Regions from separate parts of the Homo sapiens genome. Here region 2 is linked to region 1. The links are chromatin loops, found by intact Hi-C in ENCODE. Cell type or tissue: chondrocyte. All regions are shown on one strand. Each heading gives the region's core, and the rest is flanking DNA. Links, peaks and the distances in the headings are about the cores only. Region 1 overlaps BCL7A (BAF chromatin remodeling complex subunit BCL7A). Region 2 overlaps CFAP251 (cilia and flagella associated protein 251).

Evidence for each region. Peaks named below come from ENCODE experiments on the same cell type or tissue, not always from the same donor. Only the 100,000 strongest peaks of a DNase experiment are listed, where the experiment ranks them.
Region 2: a loop joins it to region 1, with 3 times the contacts of the local background. A loop is called at or near these places in 53 of 110 quality-filtered maps.

Annotation. Positions count from the first base shown.
Region 1 is chr12:122,022,204-122,025,101 of GRCh38, reverse strand. The region is part of intron 1 of BCL7A (BAF chromatin remodeling complex subunit BCL7A); the gene reads right to left. Among named protein-coding and RNA genes, the nearest start is that of BCL7A, 1.8 kb to the right of the region's middle. RefSeq lists silencers at 930-1,019, 2,500-2,659, 2,810-2,898 and an enhancer at 1,850-2,665. In chondrocyte, for the core only: CTCF peaks have their summits at 1,115 and 1,321; a DNase peak (open chromatin) is centred at 1,138.
Region 2 is chr12:121,923,612-121,926,509 of GRCh38, reverse strand. It overlaps CFAP251 (cilia and flagella associated protein 251), which reads right to left. Exons shown (of 22, transcript NM_144668.6): 3 at 2,520-2,888. Among named protein-coding and RNA genes, the nearest start is that of CFAP251, 6.5 kb to the right of the region's middle. RefSeq lists enhancers at 1,493-1,787, 1,350-2,028. In chondrocyte, for the core only: no CTCF peak of the experiment used is centred there; no DNase peak of the experiment used is centred there.

The DNA of each region.
Region 1 (2,898 bases), core at 96-2,595:
CCATTTTGTTTTCCCTTTAGCCATCTTCTGGTCACCTCACCTCCACTGGCCTGCCTTGCTGAAACACCAGAAAAAGAGAACAGGAGGCAGCCTGCCCCAAATGAGAGGGAGGCCACAGCTTTTTCCGGGGGTGGGGGAAGCATCAGGGGACAGTGGGTGGGTCGGGGGGGTAATTTTAGGGGTCACTAGGGCTGAGGAGAAACCCACCCAAGGCTCATGGGGCCAAATGATCTGCCAAACACTTCGGCTTCCCTCTGGGTAAAATACAGGGTGCCCTGTTAAATTTGCATTTCAGATAAATTAGATAATGTTTTAGTATAAGTGTGTCCCAAATATTGCATGAGACATACTCAAAAACATTTATTTTTAAAAAAATCTTTCATTGTTTATCTGAAATTCAAATTTAACTGGGTGTGCTGTATTTTTATCTGGTTAAACCTGGCAACCCCACCCCCCCACCAGTGGTGAAATGCATGGTTGGTGACCACACAATTAATAAACAACCCACAGTCTCATGGGCTGAGTCTAAGACCCAATCCGAAGGCGCGGGGAAGGTGAGATATGGCTTCTCAGGGGCCAGAGAAACCTGGGCAATAAGTCCAAGGCTTTCGCTTAGAAGGGGCCAAAAAAAAAAAAAAACAAAAAACCTCAAAGCCAAGTTTCTACAAAGTCCACCTTACAACACAGACAACACTGAGCAACAGCTCCTCCTGCGCCCAGGGCGCGGTGCTCTCGGAGGCATGACCTCAATCGTCCTCAATAACCCGAGGGGACCTGGAAGCCAAGCACAAAACCCCGGGTCACCATGGTTAGAGAAGTGACAATGATATGCCCAAGGTCGCGGCAACGAAGTGAACTGGAAGCTGGACCATGAGATCCCAAAGCCTGAGGTCTTCAGAGGACACGATGTGTTGTTTCCCCAAACCCAGGGAGGCGCAGAGGTACAGCCCCTCAAGCTCCAACTACAGGCCTGGTCCCCGCGGGGTCAGCGGGCTGGAAGGCCTCCAGGCCGGCCGCCCCGGGGCCCGCGGGGTGGGAAGCCCCATCTCTCCATCTGCCCTCCCTGCAGAGCAGCTGGCCGCTCTGCGGGAGCAGCTGTCAGGGTGCAGGAGCCTCTGTCCAGCCGGGAACCTGGAGTAGGAGGCCCCACCACGCCTCCTCGAGCAGAGAAAGGCGGCTTGCCGGCTGTTTCCCAACCTCCAGGCCGGCGACAGAAGGGACCCAGGCACAGACACCAGTTCTTTCTTTGCACAGGGGCTGAGGCAAGGAGGGGAGCAACTCCGGGCTTCCCGCGGGGAATCCCACAGTAGAGGGGGCTGCGGGTTGTTTTCCAGCGTGTGTGTGTTGGCCTGCAGCTGTTTCTGCCATTTTTAAATGGCTCCAGTCGGGCACCGGGCACCCTGTGTACCAGGGGAGCTCCCGAGACACCGACGACTTGGATCTCAACTTTGGAAAGCCTCCCCTTCTCACGGTTCTGAAAATTCTTTGTCCCACTGGAGCCAAACCCAGCCCACGGCCGGGCATCCGGCCATCGCAGCCAGCCCTTTCCATAGGAGGCCGGGGAGCACGTGGACTTTATTGATTTTCCTCTTGCCTTTTTTGTTGGGTTTGACTCAGAAAGGACAGCTAACTTGTGACACCGCCACACCGGAGGCTCGCCCCCAGTGGCTTTTAGAGACCGAGGCGCTACTCGAGAAACGACACCCCCAAACGTAAACATCCCCTGCCACAGGGCCTGCCCAGCTTCCAGGCTCGAAATAAAGGGTCGAGACGAGCCCGCGGGCGCTGACACTCAGAGCCAGCGTTGCGGCGGCTCCTCTCCCTCCGGGACCCCAGTGAAGGCGTGGGAAAAAAATAATAAAGTTGAAATCAGGCAGCGGGGAGTTTTCAACAACTCTGACCCAACCTGGCGATCTGCTTGCGCCTCGGGCCTGGCCCAGGGGCCGATTCCGAGCAGACCCCGACGAGGCCGCGGAAAGGTTCGATCCCCTTAATGTCGACCGGGCCACGCCGGGCGGACGCTAATGTGATCCCGAAAACCACGCGCGGCCGCCACCAAGTCCCCCTCTCCCCGGTGCAGAGAACAAAAACAACAGCTCCCTCCGCAAAACAAACACGAGCTCCCGGTGTGGAGAGGCAGCCGCGGCCCAGGACGAACGGCTTCTGGCCAAAAACATCGGCTGGCCCGAGCCCCCCGCCCGGGGCGCCGCGCAGAGCGGGGTGGGACGTGGGCGCCCCGCGCCCCTGGCCGCTGGCTCCCAGCGCTCGCCCCCATCTTTCCTGGTCGCCGAGAGCCCTCGCTCCAGGCAGCCCAAAGCGCTAAATTTAAACGGCTCGCGCTCTGCAAACTCCGCAGACTCGAGGGCGCCGGGCCCGGGAGGCGGGAGCGGGCGGCCGGGCGGGCCGGGGCTGGCGGAGGGCGGCGGGGCGCGGGCCGGGGTGCGCGGGGAGGAGACGGCGGCGGCGGCCCGCTCGGAGCCTGCACAATGGAGCTCGCGCTCTCCCCGCCGCCGCCGGCATCGCGGCCCCGGCGCGCGGGAAGCCGCTTTCATGTGACTTGCACAAAACGAAATGGCTTCTGGGGCCGGCCCCGAGCCCCCCTCCCGGGAGCCGAGCGCCGCGGCGGGGGCCGCCCCGCCGCTCCAACCGCCTGGCCCCGGCGCCCGCCGCCTCCGGGCCGCCGCGCCAGGTGGGCTACAGGCGCGAGCGCACCTGGGCAGCGGCCGCGGCCCCAGCCTGGCGCAGGTGACCCGGCTCGCGCGCCGCCCGCCCGTCCGCCCGCCCTCGCCAAGTCCCGGGGCCCGCGGCGGGGCTGGGCCGGGGCAGGCGGCCGGGGCGCTGCGCCCCGCGGCTCTCTGGAGCCGCGCTCGGGCTCGGGGCGGCCGGGGAGGCGGCTGG
Region 2 (2,898 bases), core at 162-2,661, 99 kb after region 1:
AAAAAGATTTTTAAAATTAGCTGGGTGTGGTGATACACACCTGTAGTCCCAGATACTGGGGAGGCTGAGGTGGGAAGATCCATTGAACCCAGGAGACGGAGGTTGCAGTGAACCATGATCGCACCACTGCACTCCAGTCTGGGTGATAGAGTGAGAGCCTGTCTCAAAATAAACAAAAAGAAAAAAATAATAAAGGAGAAAGAGAGAAAGAAAAAGAAAGTGAAGGAAAAAGAAAGAAGAAAGAAGATACATGCAATAAGCTAAAGAAATGTCAGGAGGCTGAAGTGGGAGGATTGAGTTCTAGTCCAGCCTGGGCAACACAGCAGGGCTCTGTCTCTTAAAAAAGGCCGGGCATGGTGGCTCACGCCTGTAATCCCAGCACTCTGGGAGGCCTAGGCGGGCAGATTGCATGGTCAGGAGATCAAGACCATCCGGGCTAACACGGTGAAACTCCGTCTCTACTAAAAAAAAAAAAAAAAAAAAAAAAATTACAAAAAATTAGCTGGGCGTGGTGGTGCATGCCTGTAGTCCCAGCTACTCGGGAGGCTGAGGCAGGAGAATCACTTGAACCCAGGAGGTGGAGGTTGCAGTGATCCAAGATCACGCCACTGCACTCCAGCCTAGGTGACAGAGCAAGACTCCACCTCAAAAAATAAATAAATAAATAAAAGCTAAAGTAATTTGTAAAGGAAGACAGTCTAGAAAATTTTTGGTTCTGCCGTTTTGGTTCCGCAGTGAGACCAAGGCTAAGCGAGACCCAAAACTTGGGGGAGTGGCTCTTGCCAAGTCCAGATAGCTGTGCCCCTGACACAAAGAATACACCTTCTTAGAGACATTGCCTGATTTATGTTTGCTGGCTAAACAAGACAAGAGTCTTTGTGAGCCCTAAAGCTCAATTATTCTTTCTCTCGGAGTGAACAGTTGCAAGCTGTGGGAGAGAGGCTGTCACACGGGGCTCAAATGAAGCCCATATGCAGAAAGGAGGTTTCCAGTTGCCTGCATTTCCCTCCAGACGTCTTGCCACCGTCATCGTCATGACACACAGTTGCGGACACTTACTGAGTACTCACTATGTCTTAGGAACTACATTAAGTATTTGATATCCATTCAATCGCTTCCACATCTTCCAAAGGCATGAATCTACAGGAAGGATGAATCCTAGGAAACAATTTTCAGAAAGTAGCAGATGGAGGAAGAAGGAAAAAACTCCTCCTTTTCCTTCTCCTGGTAAATGATAATATTTTTACTCCTCGCAGATGGTGCCTCCCTGGAATATTTTCAGCAGTGGCAAAGGCAGATTCCTCTGGACTGCCTGGGGCTTTTCACTGCGGCTTTCACTCCTCCATTACCTTCCACTCTGGGACCCTCTTGGAATGGATGGTTTTGGGGTCATGTAAAGATAAAGGCAGAAGAGGTGAGGCAAGAAGGGGAAGGGGTGGAATTGGCAGCATGAAGGAGGAGTTTTACAATGTGAGAGAAAAAAGGAGAGGAGACAGGAGGGAAGAGAGAAAAGGGAAAGGAGAGGGGAGGGGAAGAAGAGGGAAGGGAAGAAGAGGGAGAGGAAGCGGGAAGGAAAGGGGGAGGAGGAAGCTGGGGAAAGGGGCGGAATGGAGTTTGGATCTCCCACGTGAAATAGCACCCTATGCAACAGACAAACTATGTCTGGAATTTCCTGCCTGCTGAGCAACACCATTGAACGCAGATGCCGCTCTCAAGTTCATGTTCAGTCACACGTGTTCCAGTCGGAGCTCTTAACCGAACTTTAAAAGACACAAGTCTAGGCCGGGCGTGGTGGCTCACGCCTGTAATCCCAGCACTTTGGGAGGCCGAGGTGGGCGGATCACGAGGTCCAGAGATCGAGATCACCCTGGCCAACATGGTGAAATCCCATCTCTACTAAAAATACAAAAAAAGCCAGGCATGGTGGCAGGCGCCTGTAATCCCAGCTACTTGGGAGGCTGAGGCAGGAGAATCGCTTGAACCCGGGAGGCGGAGGTTGCAGTGAGCCAAGATCGTGCCATTGCACTCCAGCCTGGGCAAAAAGAGTGAAACTGTGTCTCCAAAAAAAAAAAAAAAAAAAAAAGACACAAGTCTAGGCCGGGCGTGGTGGCTCACGCCTGTAATCCCAGCACTTTGGGAGACCGAAGCAGGTGGATGATCTGAGGTCAGGAGTTCAAGACCAACCTGGCCAACATGGCGTGGCGAGACGCCATCTCTACTAAAAATACAAAAATTAGCCAGGCGTGGTGGCTCATGCCTGTAATCCTAGCTACTCGGGAGACTGAGGCACAAGAATTGCTTGAACCTGGGAGGTGGAGGCTGCAGTGAGCCAAGATCGTGCCACTGCACTCCAGCCTGGGCGACAAAGCAAGACTGTCTTAAAAAAAAAAACACAAGTCTATTATTAGTTTAAAAAGTATCCTTCTGGTGGTATTCTTTTTCCCCCAACATGCATAAAATTCCCCTATTGCGCAACACTCTCAAAAGCACTGGGGGAGATTTAAAAGCATTACACTTACCAAGGGATACACCGGGGTGCTTTTATCCTTTTGAAACAGAATGTCCTCTGTGGTGCTGGACACCAGTGACTCCCGGGAGATCCCTGCTTTGGACTGGATGTCGGATACTCTCCTTTCTTGTCCCTCCTCTCTGTTTTCTGGCTCCAAGTCCCTTCTTTCTTGTCCCAGTTCATCTTGGGGCATCCGGTCGGTTTTCTCCTCAAGCTCTCCTGAGGGCTGCCTTTCAGGGGAACTAATCTGTTGTTCCTCAGGACTGATTTGATCCAAATCAAGAAATTCAATTTGTGTGCTCAGGTCTCTTAAAAGCTCATCTGTTTCTGCATCCTCCAATTGTAAGGAAAGCTTTGACTTGCTACCTCTTTGGGTTTTCTTTAAAAAG